Linked DNA regions of Mus musculus: region 1 is linked to region 2. A link is a contact called in ENCODE Hi-C or POLR2A ChIA-PET data. All regions are on one chromosome and are shown on one strand. Each heading gives the region's core, a stretch centred on a gene start or an enhancer-like site at or near the end of the contact. The rest is flanking DNA. Distances are from core to core; before and after follow the strand shown. Region 1 overlaps Etl4 (enhancer trap locus 4). Region 2 overlaps Etl4 (enhancer trap locus 4).

What was found. A loop is a pair of places that touch in the nucleus more often than their neighbours do. ChIA-PET counts read pairs that join two places held with the same protein, here RNA polymerase II (POLR2A).
Region 1: a loop to region 2 is called in a map of left cerebral cortex, with 5 times the contacts of the local background. The contact joins two enhancer-like sites. A Hi-C loop is called at or near these places in 1 of 37 maps with a recorded cell type or tissue (left cerebral cortex). POLR2A ChIA-PET finds 5 or more read pairs at or near these places in 3 of 5 experiments (all embryonic stem cell).

The regions. Positions count from the first base shown.
Region 1 is chr2:20,706,411-20,713,023 of GRCm38, reverse strand. Etl4 (enhancer trap locus 4) reads right to left here. Exons shown (of 22, transcript NM_001081006.1): 5 at 3,421-3,619. Among named protein-coding and RNA genes, the nearest start is that of Arhgap21, 260 kb to the left of the region's middle. Within about 2 kb of position 2,235, at least 1 of the 3 ENCODE cell types and tissues checked has a DNase peak (open chromatin) inside an H3K27ac peak, as active enhancers do.
Region 2 is chr2:20,661,980-20,668,799 of GRCm38, reverse strand. It overlaps Etl4 (enhancer trap locus 4), which reads right to left. Exons shown (of 22, transcript NM_001081006.1): 4 at 6,704-6,820. Among named protein-coding and RNA genes, the nearest start is that of Arhgap21, 300 kb to the left of the region's middle. Within about 2 kb of position 2,625, at least 1 of the 3 ENCODE cell types and tissues checked has a DNase peak (open chromatin) inside an H3K27ac peak, as active enhancers do.

The DNA of each region.
Region 1 (6,613 bases), core at 986-3,485, 45 kb before region 2:
AATCCCTTCAAGAGACTTGGTTAATATTTAAATATTTAATTGTTTACTTTGTTTAAACATTCCTCTTTATCCAATGAATGTACACTTAAAAATTATTTTCTTTGATATCAAATGCTCAGCAAGGGAAAAAATGTATACAAAATATAGGAAAGAATATCAAAAAGACCAAGCCCAGTATGTTTAACAATGCATTCTTAAAAAAAAAAACCCAAAAAGCTTGCCTCCATACACATTGAAACACAAAGGAAATATAACACACTGAGTCGTTTCTGCTTTTGATCCCAGTTCTTAGAGGCAAGAAATCAGATTGCAGAAGAAAGCCTGCTCAAATCACACAAGAGCAGCCCATGTATGACGACGCCCTTCTCTCTCCTTAGGCTCTTCTGCAAGGGTCACCTGTAACCCCTCTAGCCTATCTATCCGATGGTGGCTGGAGCTGAGGGGTTGTGGGTAAGCAGACGGTTTCTTTCTTGTAGGTGTTCTTGTACTGAGTGGGCTGAGTACAACCATTGGAATTCTTGGGTGGTGTTTGTGTTTTAAATGAAGTGGATGGTAGTTAGCTGAGTCCTGTTTCTATCTAAATATCTGCCAGTCATTGCTTTGAAGAACCAACTAGTCCCAGCTTGCATGATGCTTCATGAGTTAAGTAGCTCATTAGAAATAAACTCGGGGGTGAGGGGAGGGAGCAGTCAGTCCTTGATACTAACAGGGGCTAGGTTAATGCAAAAGGGAGAGAGAGTCAGCAGGTAGGCACAGTAGTTCATGAAAAGAACCCTGCCTCTGGGTAGCAGACATCACGTACGACACATGATGAACCAGAGAATCTCACTCGCCATGAGAAGGGCTTACTGCGGTTGTAAATGCATTTAAAATATATGAGCTTGGTTATTATTAACTTAGAAACATGTTCATCTGAGATGAGCCAACAGCAAAATGCAACACCAGACTGCATTTATGGTGACATTGTCATACAGCAGTCTGACCTGAACCTCCCTGAGGAAAATTTATGAAGCCAACACAATAAGGAACTAGTCAAATGGTCAGGAAATAGGCTTTGACTTCGAAGACACAGAAAGATGTGAATGGGAATTTCGTAACTTCAGATTAAAGTCATTGTTTTAGTTAAGGCCTACCTGACAGTCTTTTTTTTTTTTTTTTTTAATGTATTATATAATGTTTGTGGTAAAAAAAAAAAATTCCACTGCTAAATATAATTGAAATATCATATGTACTAAAGCTAAAACTCAAATGATACTATGAGGAGCGTACATATAATCATTTAGGGTTAATAATATATTCACCAAACAAAAATATTTTATCTTGAAGAATTTTAGGCTCATTTTTCACACTTAAATTCAAGAAATTGAAAAGAAATCTAAGGAGAGAAAATGGCAGGCAAAGGACCAACAAGTTATCATTATTGCAATAAAAAAAAACAAATGGCACAGAAACTATATTGAGCGTTATTAGTTTGTGTGTGTGCGCATGTGTACATGTGTGAGTATGTGGGTGCGTTGTGTGTGCATGTATGGGGATACCATGGACTTGTTCTTGGCAGGCAGATGCTCTTCTCTTGAGCCACGCCCTCAAGTTATTAATGTTTAAAAAGCATCTCTCTTTCAGCAGCAATGCTTTTAGTTGTCTTATCAGCTGGGTTTCCATTGAGGAGGACCATGACTGTTCTCCACCTTGGCTCTTCCTGAGTCTCCTTGTGACATTTCTGAAGAATGCAAAACCAATCCCCAGGAGCTAAATATAGCTTAGGTCTTGTGACAGGCTGTAGAAAATGGTAAATGGCCACATGAAAGCGTTTCTAGAGTCTGCAAGTCTGCAGCCCAGCCTCTCCCAATCTCCTCCTTACAGCCAGATAATCACGAGCTCTTGCTCATTTTCACCTTTAGTCTCTATTGCTGTTCTCAAGGCCTCTCCATGGAAATGCAGAAATGCAAGACAATTGCCTTGAAGTGGTCTGTCCATGTGAAAGTGTCTCATGGCTTTCTATTATTACAAGTATATGCTTCAAATATAATTCCATTACCTCCGGTTTAAGGTTATGTTTTGCAAATTTAAAAAAAAATGGTGACAGCTTGATTAATAATTTATTTAAAAAATAAGCATGACTTTTCAGTGATCATAAATATTTAACCCTGTTTTCCAAAAGCAGGAAGTCGCGCAACAGATGTAGCACCTGTAGCTTGGGGCATGTGTCAGATTCTGAAAGCCCGAAATTACTCACACCTTGGCACATGTCTCAGAATGTCATCTGGGATCAACGTTAGATATGGATCAGCTGGCATTCATGTTCTGCAGGCACAGTTTTACAAAGTGCTCCTTGCTCTTTTCACAGTGAAGAAACAGCAGAGCTGGCCATCCCCAGGGCAGAGAACAGAGAGTCTGGGTCCTGTCCTTCATGATTTGGGCCGCGCATGTAAACAGCCAGGATTGGGGTGTGTGTGTGTGTGTGTGTGTGTGTGTGTGTGTGTGTGTGTGTGTGTACTCGCATGCACATGTTTTGGTTTTTAATTGTTTATCTGTGTACTCTTGAATAAGACCCTTAACTTTGATACACCTGAGTTCCTGATTCTATAAAAGGAAAGGGTTAGATTAGTCCTGATATAATTATTTGACTTCTAAAATATTTAGGAACTATACCCTTAACAGTAACTGCTTGGTTATATAGATTTAGATTCTGTCTTTCAGGTTGTTTGCCTGGGACAGACCAGAAGGGTCCCTTGGTTGTATAGACAGTGCCACTGCAGTTAATGTCAAGGCTTTGATCCCCTGGCTGCCAGCAGTGCTGTGAATCTATCCAACTGGGTTTCCTGGAGAAAGACTATGAGACACGTGCCATCTTTGAGTAAAGGAAGAATTTTTTAGAAATGGAACGTGAGGCTGTTTCTCAGCGTCCTCTGTGTATAGTGCACTTACCATTTCATTTTAAACATGTAAGGCATAGGTGAAGAGCCAGTGGGATCATTACCTAGAACAGGCTCTGTCATGGGAGAAAGAATATTCTAGGGAGGAGTTTGAAAATTCAGTTTTAAGTATGCCTTTAGCTCTTGGTACTTCTTGACCACCTCTCTGGGCTTTAGTTTTCTTGCTTTTTAGATAAAATGCACTGCTGGATCATTTATATCCTTTTCAGCTATGATACAGGCAGGGCTAGTAACACATTCAAAGGTCTACCCAGAAGAAGTGTGTTTTCATCTTTGTACTTAACTCTAGGAGCCAGAGCATGAATTCCCATCTGTGTGCAGCAGTCCCACTAAATGTAATGACTGGACTCTTGCCATCAGGAGGAGTAGAAATTCGGACTGAGCACAAACGCTAGACATTCAATACAGTGGTCAATGACCCTCAAAATAAAATAGGTGGAGGCAATTACACTCTAAAACAACGCCCCCAAAGGTAACTACTTACCTCACATCATTTAACTCATAGTAGACATTTCTGCTGTCATCCTTGATGTAGATGGCAACACTGGGCGACTCCAGCATCTTCATGGTGAGCTGCTGGGGAAAGGCACTGACGAAGAGAGCTCGGATTGTGTCTGTGCTTGTGACTTCATTCGGCATCCGCAGCTGTTTGGTTTCGTCTCCATACTGGAGGTAGAGGACACCTGCATGCAAAAGGAACACACAATTATCAGCTGACAGAGCAAGAACCACGCACAGCGTGAAGCCACTTCTACCACACTGCAGTGACTCTGCCGATGCTTTCTCCTCAGAATGGACTATCTGGCATTCTTTGGAGTCTGAGCAGGGCTTAAACAGGCCATTTCCCTGCATTTTTGGAATCAAAAGGACAAGGAGTTAACCTTATTACCTATAGCAAAAGACACTACACAATGTCCTCAGAAGAGGTATGGTTAGGACTCTGACCCTGCAGGGCTATTTTTAACATGTATTTCATTAACTGGGAATATAATCAATGTATAAGACTCAGTGCTTGTCTTAGTAGTTTATTCAGGAACATATCAAGTGGAAATGGTAGCACATTTCTGTGTATTTTTTGTATAGCTATTGAATGTTTATATCATATTAAAGCCCCCTCAAAAGTCTGGAACCTTGACATACTAAAAAAAGCGGGGGACACAAATACCATCACTGAATGTCCACTGAGTTCCAAAGGGGCATATGTCTCATTCTGGCCAATGAAACAGGCAATGTGCTGAGAAATGAAGACCCCGATGCTTGTTGGCACATTGGACGAGCAAGGTTTGATGTTTCCTCACAGAACCCAAATCTGAGGACTCCAACCTAAGTCCAGAAAGAGTTCTTATGTGGAAGAATGGGAGCCCTGTCTGACCACTCCAGCAACGCATCCTTGTATAGCTGTGAGCACTGGATGAACATCTTGGTCATGGACTCCCCAGCCCTGTGACAGGAAGGACATATCCCCACCAAGCACTGCTGCAACTGCAGAGTTTGAAGCCAGTAAATGACAGTATTAGTCGTCCCAAGTTACCATTCTTACTACTGGGGTTTGACTCTCAAAGGTCTCCAGACTCATATGTTTGAACACTCGTTCCCCCGCCAGTGGTGCTGTCTGCTTAAATCATGAGACCTTTAGTAGGTGGAGCCTTGCTGGAGTGAGGACATTGCTGGGGGCAGGATTGGAGGCTTTATAGTCTGCCCCCATTTGCTCTTCTTTTTGTTTTATGTGGATTGAATGTGGTCACCCAGCTTCCTGCTCTTGCTATCATGTCTTCCTTCCTGTTGTCATGTTTTCTTTGATCATGTTGGACTCTTATCACGCTGGAACTGTAAGACAAAATAAACCCTTTCCTCCTAGTTTGGTTTCTGTCAGGGTATTTTATCATAGTGACAGAAACACCACACACACACACACACACACACACACACGCCTTCATCTGTGATTTGGACATGGATAACTAAAACATTAAATCAAAGGTGAGGAGACTTCATCTGACAACTAAAGTTTGTGTCTTGGAGAGAAGCTATGGGGAGTAAACTAACATGAGGATGAGTGGTAGTGGGAAGAGATTGAAAAAAAAACATATGTCTTCCAGTTAAAAATGGCATCTCCCCTAACAAAGTACCCTCCAGAAGTTCCACCAAAATAATGACATAAGAAAAAGCACACGTGGAAGAAGTGAAAAGGGGAGAGTAGATAAGATGTGGATGAGAGAAAGCTAACACTGACTTCAAGGGAAGAACTCCTTTTGCAGTGAGTTGGAGCACAGAAACCCACAGGTGCCAGGCTGACTCCTTTAGAGGACGGGCATGAAAGAAAGAGGCTTCACTCAACTTCATTTCTCCCCAATGGCAAGGGATGTGTTTATCTCTCCCTTCCCTCCACACTCAACCAAGGAACTCCTCACCGTGTTCATCGAACAAGACTGAAGAGCTTGGCTGAAGATTGGATTCTGGAATGTCAGCCTTAAAGGATAATGCTAGGCACGTCAGTCCAACTGTAAGACCCAGGGCAAGTTTTCTAGAAAGCTGGGTGGCCCAGAGGAAGAGACCCTCAGATTCTGTGAAAGAGCCAAGCCAGGAACTATATATGAACATCAGCCATCAGGTAGGAATGTCTGTATCTCCCTCTTTGATACTAACAGACTTCTAAGCATCTTGGATGCTTTAGGAAAGCTTTTAACATGAAAGAAGAGAGGACTGTGAGATTTTCATTAGGCATCTTCCTTCCTGGGGGGGGGGGGACCCTAAACAAAAGAGAATATACGATTGTCTTTTCCCTCCCTGCAACTAAGGTTCAAATTCAAAGGGTACATGAAATGCCTAACATACTCAAGCTTGTCATGATGCTTGGATGATGATAGGCCCTCAAGGTTCCTAGGGGTAGGGGAAAGTCCCAGAGGAAGGATCAAGCATCAGAAAGATGTTATCTTTCTCAGTGTCAACCAGGAACCAAAGGACAACAGAGCAGCACTTAAGGCAGTCTGGTGGAAGGTTTAGGTTCACCTCCACCCCCTTACCCCCGTGGCACCAATCAGGTTCCTATTAAAGCCAGCTTCTTGGTGAGGATTTCCATGGATGCCTCCCCTAGAATTAAGACCCGTTTTCCCTCTTACCTTATATCCTATCCTTTTTTCTTTCTACTCCTTAACATTTCTCTCCAGGTGGAGCAAACTCATAACCTAACTCTTGACATCAAGCTGGCGAGTGCAGCTGCCAGCTGGGTATGAGACACACATCCTGTTATAGATAGTGACCGTCCAGGGAGGATGGGAACCTTGCCTTTGCAAAGAAAGGCGAGTGCTGTTCTCTTACTTGGTTCCAGAAATGTATTTGCTCATGGCCTTTTAGCTAGAACAAATTTCATTGGGGCTGGCGAGATGGCTCAGTGGTTAAGAGCGCCGACTGCTCTTCCGAAGGTCCCGAGTTCAAATCCCAGCCACCACATAGTGGCTCACAACCATCCATAACGAAATCTGATGCCCTCTTCTGGAGTATCTGAGGACAGCTACAGTGTACTTACATATAATAAATAAATCTTAAAAAAAAAAAAAAAATTTCATGAGCATAGAGATTTTTCTAAAACATGTATTTTATATCTTTATGTGTACATATGTGTGCCTGGTCAGGCTAATGAGCACAATGTGGATGCAGAAACCCATGGAGGTCAAAAGAAG
Region 2 (6,820 bases), core at 1,376-3,875:
CTCGGACCCACCGTCATACACCACGCAGGGGTAGAGGACCATGGCACCCCAAGTAGCTCGGTAAGGGGGTATTAAAGAAAGAAACCACAACTCAAGGAGGTGGGGAGGGTGTTGTTGGAAAATACCAAAAATACCAGTTAAGAGTCACAAGGAAGTGCAAAGTCACAAGAGTCACAAGGAATACCTGGTAATTGTGCGGGTTATTTCTCAAGGCAGTTTCTAAGAGCCCCTAACAATAGCACATTTGCATAGAGGGTTCCAGCAAAGGTCAGGGTGGGTCAGGGTGACTTTCTTTGAATGAACACTCCTTGAACCCAGGAAGCGGGTGGGTGAAGGAATGTAGCAATCTGTTTTATGATTAGCATACCTTGGAACATTGAGTCACAAAGGTCACATTCTCAAGCCTGGGCCTAAAGGCCTAGAACTTTGCTTTTACATTATACTTTTTCATCAGCAGCTTTATTCTATTTATAACTATCCAAACTTGAAATCAACAAAGATGTTTATCAGAGGGTGTCTTAGTTTGGATCTTACTGCTGTATACAGACATCACAACCAAGGCATCTCTTACAAAATACAACGTTTAATTGGGGCTGGTTTACAGGTTCAATCCATTATCATCAAGGTGGGAGCATGGCAGCATCCAGACAGGCATGGTGCAGGAGGAGCTGAGTTCCACCTCTTGTTCTGAAGGCAGCTTGGAGAAGACTCGATTTCAGGCAGCTAGGATGAAGGTCTTAAAGTCGATGCCCACAGTGACACACCTACTCCAGTAAAGCCACACCTCCTAATAGAGCCAATCCCTGGGCCAAGCATATTCAAACCATCACAGAGGGTGAATATGGATAAACTGACTGATCTAGATGATGGGATATTATTTAGTGCTAAAGGGAAATTAACTACCAGTAGCAAAAAGACATGGAAGAAAGTTAAATGTGTATTACTCCACTATTAATCTGAAAGGGCCAAAGTGTCTCTTTTTATTTATTTTTTTGTTTTTTGAGACAGGATTTCTCTGTGTAGTCCCAGCTGTCCTGAAACTCATTCTGTAGACCAGGTTGGCCTCGAACTCAGAAATCCGCCTGTCTCTTCCTCCCGAGTGCTGAGATTAAAGGCGTGCGCCATCACTGCCCAGCTAAGTTGTCTCATTCTTTTTTTTTTTTTTAAAGACTTATTTATTTATTTATTTATTACTTGTAAGTACACTGTAGCTTCAGATACACCAGAAGAGGGCGTCAGATCTCATTACAGGTGGTTGTGAGCCACCATGCGGTTGCTGGGATTTGAACTTCGGACCTTCGGAAGAGCAGTCGGGTGCTCTTGCCCACTGAGCCATCTCACCAACCCCAGTTGTCTCATTCTTAATGTAGGATGTCCTAGAAAAATCAAACTCTAACAACAGTGAAAGGAAAGCTCACTTGTGGTCAGGAGTTGGTGAGGAATGAAGGTTAAATGGGCAGACTACAGAACATCTTTGGGGCAGAGAAAATACTTTCTATTATGTACAATGGTGACTTCTCCTCACTGCCTGTCTGATCTAAGAGCATGCATAAAACCAACAGTACGCTCTAGCAGCAGCCAGGTGCTGTCAGTGGTATTGACATGGCAGGGCAGGGCTATCAGGTGGGCCACTATTCCTGGCCTAAAATGAACAGATGATAAAAATTATAGCCAGGTGTGGTGGCGCACGCCTTTAATCCCAGCACTCGAGAGGCAGAGGTAGGCAGATTTCTGAGTTCGAGGCCAGCCTAGTCTACAAAATGAGTTCCAGGACAGCCAGGGATATACAGAGAAACCCTGTCTCAGGAAAAAAATAAATAAATAAAAAATAAAGATCAAGGTAATGGACAAACTGATGCATTTGTATCAGTAGCTCTCAACTGTCCTACTGCTGCAACTTTTTAATACAGCTCCTCATGTTGTGGTGACCCCATGCCATAAATTATTTTCATTCCTACTTCATAACTGTAATTGTTGCTGCTGAGCGGTACCTGAATTCCTAGGACCATCAGAAACATGTGTTTTCCTGTGGGTGCTACCCACAGGTTGAGAACTGCTGATCTAACTGATAATATGTTAGGCGGATTCATTAAAATTTTCAACTCTAGCCGGCACGCATGCCTTTAATCCCAGCACACGGGAGGCAGAGGCAGGCGGATTTCTGAGTTTGAGGCCAGCCTGGTCTACAGAGTGAGCTCCAGGACAGCCAGGGCTACACAGAGAAACCCTGTCTTGAAAACGCCCCCCCCCCCCATCAATTCTGACCAATATGACAACACAGAGATACTCAAAGACACACAGCGCTTCCAAACAGCACCAACAAGGGCTTACTTACAAGGCCATGACTCTGAGGCTGGGGTGGAGGTGGGGGTGGGAGGGGTGGGTATAACAGCTACACTTGTAGTCCTCTGTACTGGGACTCGGGACTGTGCTTCTGTGCATCTTGTGTTAAATAAGACCAGACACAAGGGGATTTCTTTAATCAAGGCAAGGCTGAGTAAGGACCTTGGAAAGGAGAGTGCATGTGCAGGCTCCTGGTGACTCAGATTTTCCCTCCATTCCATAGGCTCAGCAACCCCAGTCAATTGTACCCTGGGCACTAGGTGCATCCCAGAGGAAATTCCTAAATTGGCCACAAGGAGGAAGTCGAGGGCAGCAGTAACATTGCTGACCCAAAAGCCCTCATTTTCTGAGGCCACAGCCTCTCTTTTGACCAACTTCTTATGTCTCTCATCTCCTGTCCTCTCCTCTTCCTGAGTCCTTTTGTTTCTCTCCAGAAGTTGGAAAATTCTATGCTAGTTGAATTCACTAGGTAACGGATTGAACCTCTTGACTATGGGTTTATAGGCACTCTGAAGAAAAACTGGCTTTAGACTGAGGCTGAGCAGTTTTCACAAGCACAGGGAACCACAAATGTTCACTCAGTAATCCCTTAAGCAAGACTTTGTTAGCCTCTTCTCTCTCTCCGGGAGGAGGGGTTCCCCTGCAGGGCAGGTATCCACCTGCAAGGCCAGCTGCCCTGACAGCCGAAGGAAATTCCTCCCTTGAAGACAAAGGGTCCATTATCCAACAGGCTCCGTTCCCAGGGATAGATAGGGGAGGCACACAGGAGTTTCTTATCTTTACTTTATTTGGCAAAACAGGCGGGGGGGGGGGGGGGGGGGAATCTTCACAGAGACCTGACATCCCCAACCCACCCCATTTCCTGCAAAGCACAAAGGAGAAATTCCACTGCCAGCCTGGCTCTTGCCTCAGGGATGACTGTGGCTAAAAGAGCACAGTGCTCTTTAACCCACATGGAAGCTGCAGGCTGGTGACAGTAGGAAGGCTCTGTCTGTCTTCCCCCTGTCCTGAGCAGTGTTCTCCCAAGTTGTATGCTAGTCCCTGGGGTCCCAGAGATAACACTGGAAGATGCAGCTAATGAGTGAGATCTGGGGTTCATACGTCCTGATTCTGTGACTTAACTGCCAGGCTAGAGAAACACACACACACACACACACACACACACACACACACACACACACACAGAGAGAGAGAGAGAGAGCATTCCCTATGTTCTTCTTCCGGTGGTGATGGCACATGCCTTTAATCCCAGCACACAGGAGGCAGAGGCAGGTGGATCTTTGTGAGTCCAAATCCAGCCTGGTCTATAGAGCTAGTTAGTTAGTTCTAGGACAGCCAGGTCCAACACAGTCCAAGCTGATTTCAAATTTACTCTGTAAGTCACTCTTACCTCACACTCAAAAAATCTTTCCGACTTAGCTTCACAACTACTGGGATTTCCAGTATGCATGATCACACCCAGCTTGAAATTCAGTGTTAAAAAATGATACTGAGTGCTTGCTGCTGCTAAGCACATACAGTAAGATTGGAGCAGCAGAGACTTCAATAGAGCCTCTCGCCAGCATGGAGTGCAAAGCCACAAATGGTCTGTATTTTACAATAATGATTATGTCTTATGAATAACAGGAATGCTGATAAGAAGACAATAGAAATGTTAATCACCCCAATGCATCAGGACCCTCTGTGTACTTGTGACATCACAATGTACCCCCAAAGTACATGGAATTATTAGATCTTAGTTTAAGATTTAATTGGAGATGAAATAATAAAATGGTAGGTGTCCTTACTTGATCAGAAAGTATCTTTTACATACATACGCCATTTACATTAGCATACTCCACACTGAACCTTATATACGTGTCCAGTTAGAAAGCAAATGAAGGAAAGGCTAGAGAGATGACTCCACAAGTTGAAAAAAGTTGCAAGCCTGATGGCCCGGGTTCAATTCTCAGAACTCACATAAAACCCCATGTGGTGGGTGGCAGGCGTCTACAATCCCAGCACTCTTCCCTCTTCTTTTCTCTTCTTTTCTTTTTTTAAATATTTTTTAAAGAAACATTTTATAAAGACTTATTAATAAATAATATGAGAACATTGTAGCTGACTTCAGACTCACCAGAAGAGGACATCAGATCCATTACAGATGGTTGTGCGCCACCATGTGGTTGCTGGGATTTGAACTCAGGACCTCTGGAAGAGCAGCCAGTGCTCTTAACGACTGAGCCATCTCTCCAACCCTGATCCTAGCACTCTTACAGTGAGATGAGAGCTTGCCCAGAGAACTAGGGTCAGCCTGCCTGGAATGTTCAATTCAGCAATACTCGGCCCAGCACAAACAAGACTCTGCCTCTAAAACAAGGTAGAAAGGTTATCTTCTGACCTCCTCCTACATGCCATGGCGTGTGGGCACCCACACTCACATGTATATCCCTCACACACATATACACACAGACAATTAAAGACAATACCAAACAACAATAAACATAGATGGCTAAAAAATTTAAAAATAGTAGTAGTATTGTTAACATAAGCAACATTGTGCCTTTTAAGATAGCTAATGTAATGTCTGAAACCATACAAATAATATAGCATTTTTTGTTTGGGCTAGGGTTTGTCTGAATAGCCAGAATGGCATCTGAACCCAGTCTGCTCTGGATATTATCTGCAACAAGGAAGCAAAATCAAGGCACCATTCACACCTATCTTCTCCTTATACTTCTAACAACAGTTTGCTAGGTGTGATGTGCAGAATTCAGTTGTTTTCTGCATTGACCTCTCATCTTATCCCCTCTTCTCCTGACTCCACCTGGCTGCAAACACAAGTAGTATTACGTGAAATCCTTAAAAAGTTGGAACACAGTACACAAAACACTAGCACAGAGGGCAAGGAGATCTACACTCTGTAATCTGCATGTTCTGAACATGGGGTGAGAAATGCAACAGACGATAAAAAGTGAACTTCTAATTCAGGGGACAAATAGCTGAGGTAAAGGAAAAAAGAGAGCTTTTACCTCTTGGTAAAACTGATTAGAAGGAAAGATATGCCCCACACCTGAGAAGGTCCTCATTTATGTCCTCAAACTAGGAGGAGAGAGGAGCCTGGCACGGCCAGAGAGGCTGAGAAAAGCCTCCTCTCAGGGTTCATGACCTAATCACTGTACCTTCTGGGGCTGACTGGGGTGTGTGGTCTGTGGGGCCAGGATGGGCTCCTACTATTTTACCCCTTGGTTATTCCTTTGTCTAGGAAACTGGAAAGCTCTCCCAGTGTGATGGCTAAAGTAGAAAGTACTAGACAATTCAGAGTGAGCCCAGCCTCAGAAGCAGTCTGGACTTCAGCAAGAGTTAACACAAGTGTATTTAGTCATGGTTACTACTGTTGTGATGAAACACCCTGACCAAAGCAAGTTGGGACAGACAGGGTTTAGTCGGCTTACACTTCCACATCATTGTTCATCATGGAATGAAGTCAGGACAGGAATTCAAATAGGGCAGGAACCTGGGGGCAGCAGCTGATGCAGAGGCCAGAGAAGGGTGCTGCTTGCTGGATCGCTCCGCATGACTTTATCAACCTGCTTCCTGCTTCCTTATAGAACCCAGAACCACCAGCCCAGAGGCAGTACCACCCATAATGGCATGAGACCTCCTGCATCAATAACTAAGAAAATGTCCCATAGGCTTGCTCACAGCCTCATTGTATAGAGGCATTTTCTCAATTGAGACTCTCTCCTCTCCAGTGACTCTAGCTTGTGTCAGGTGGTCATAAAATTATCCTGCATAACTTGATATTCATTTTCTTTGGATCTTAAAAGTCCTCACAAAGGCCTATGGGTAAAGGACTTGTCTACCAGCCTGCACCAATTCTAGGAGGCGATGGCACCCTGGGACAGTGGAGCCACATGAAAGAAAGATAACTGGAGACCCTTGGCCCTTCCTTTCCCTATCTTCATCCTAACCATAGCTCTGTACTACCACATACTCCATCATAATGTCTGTTCTCCCATAGGAATAAAACAGTAGATTAGGGAACGAGAGCATCCTTCCTGCTCTGAAGTGAGCCATTTTGCTCCTCCATAATTACTGTCTTCCCACAGGCCCATAAGGGAAGCAACAGAGCCAGGCAAACATGGACTAAAATCTTTAAAACAGTGAACCAAAATAAATCTTTCTGCCTTATGCAACAATATGTAGGGTAACTGTCAGTGATGGAAAACTAACACACTATTAAACCATCGAAGTCTTCTAGGGTCAGCAGTTGCAGAGTAAGATTAAACTGATACCTGAGTCCAAGGGCAAATGCTCAGAAGCATAAAAACATGTACAAGCAGTCAGATAAAGGCATGTCCTGCCTTTTGAAGCTTACCCAGGGATCTTTCCTTTGTTTGATTGGCCGACCTCACCACGGGAAGGCTCGCGCGAGTACGACTGCCTCTGGCGAAAGGACTCGGTACTTCTCCCTCGGACATGGCTTCCAAAGAGT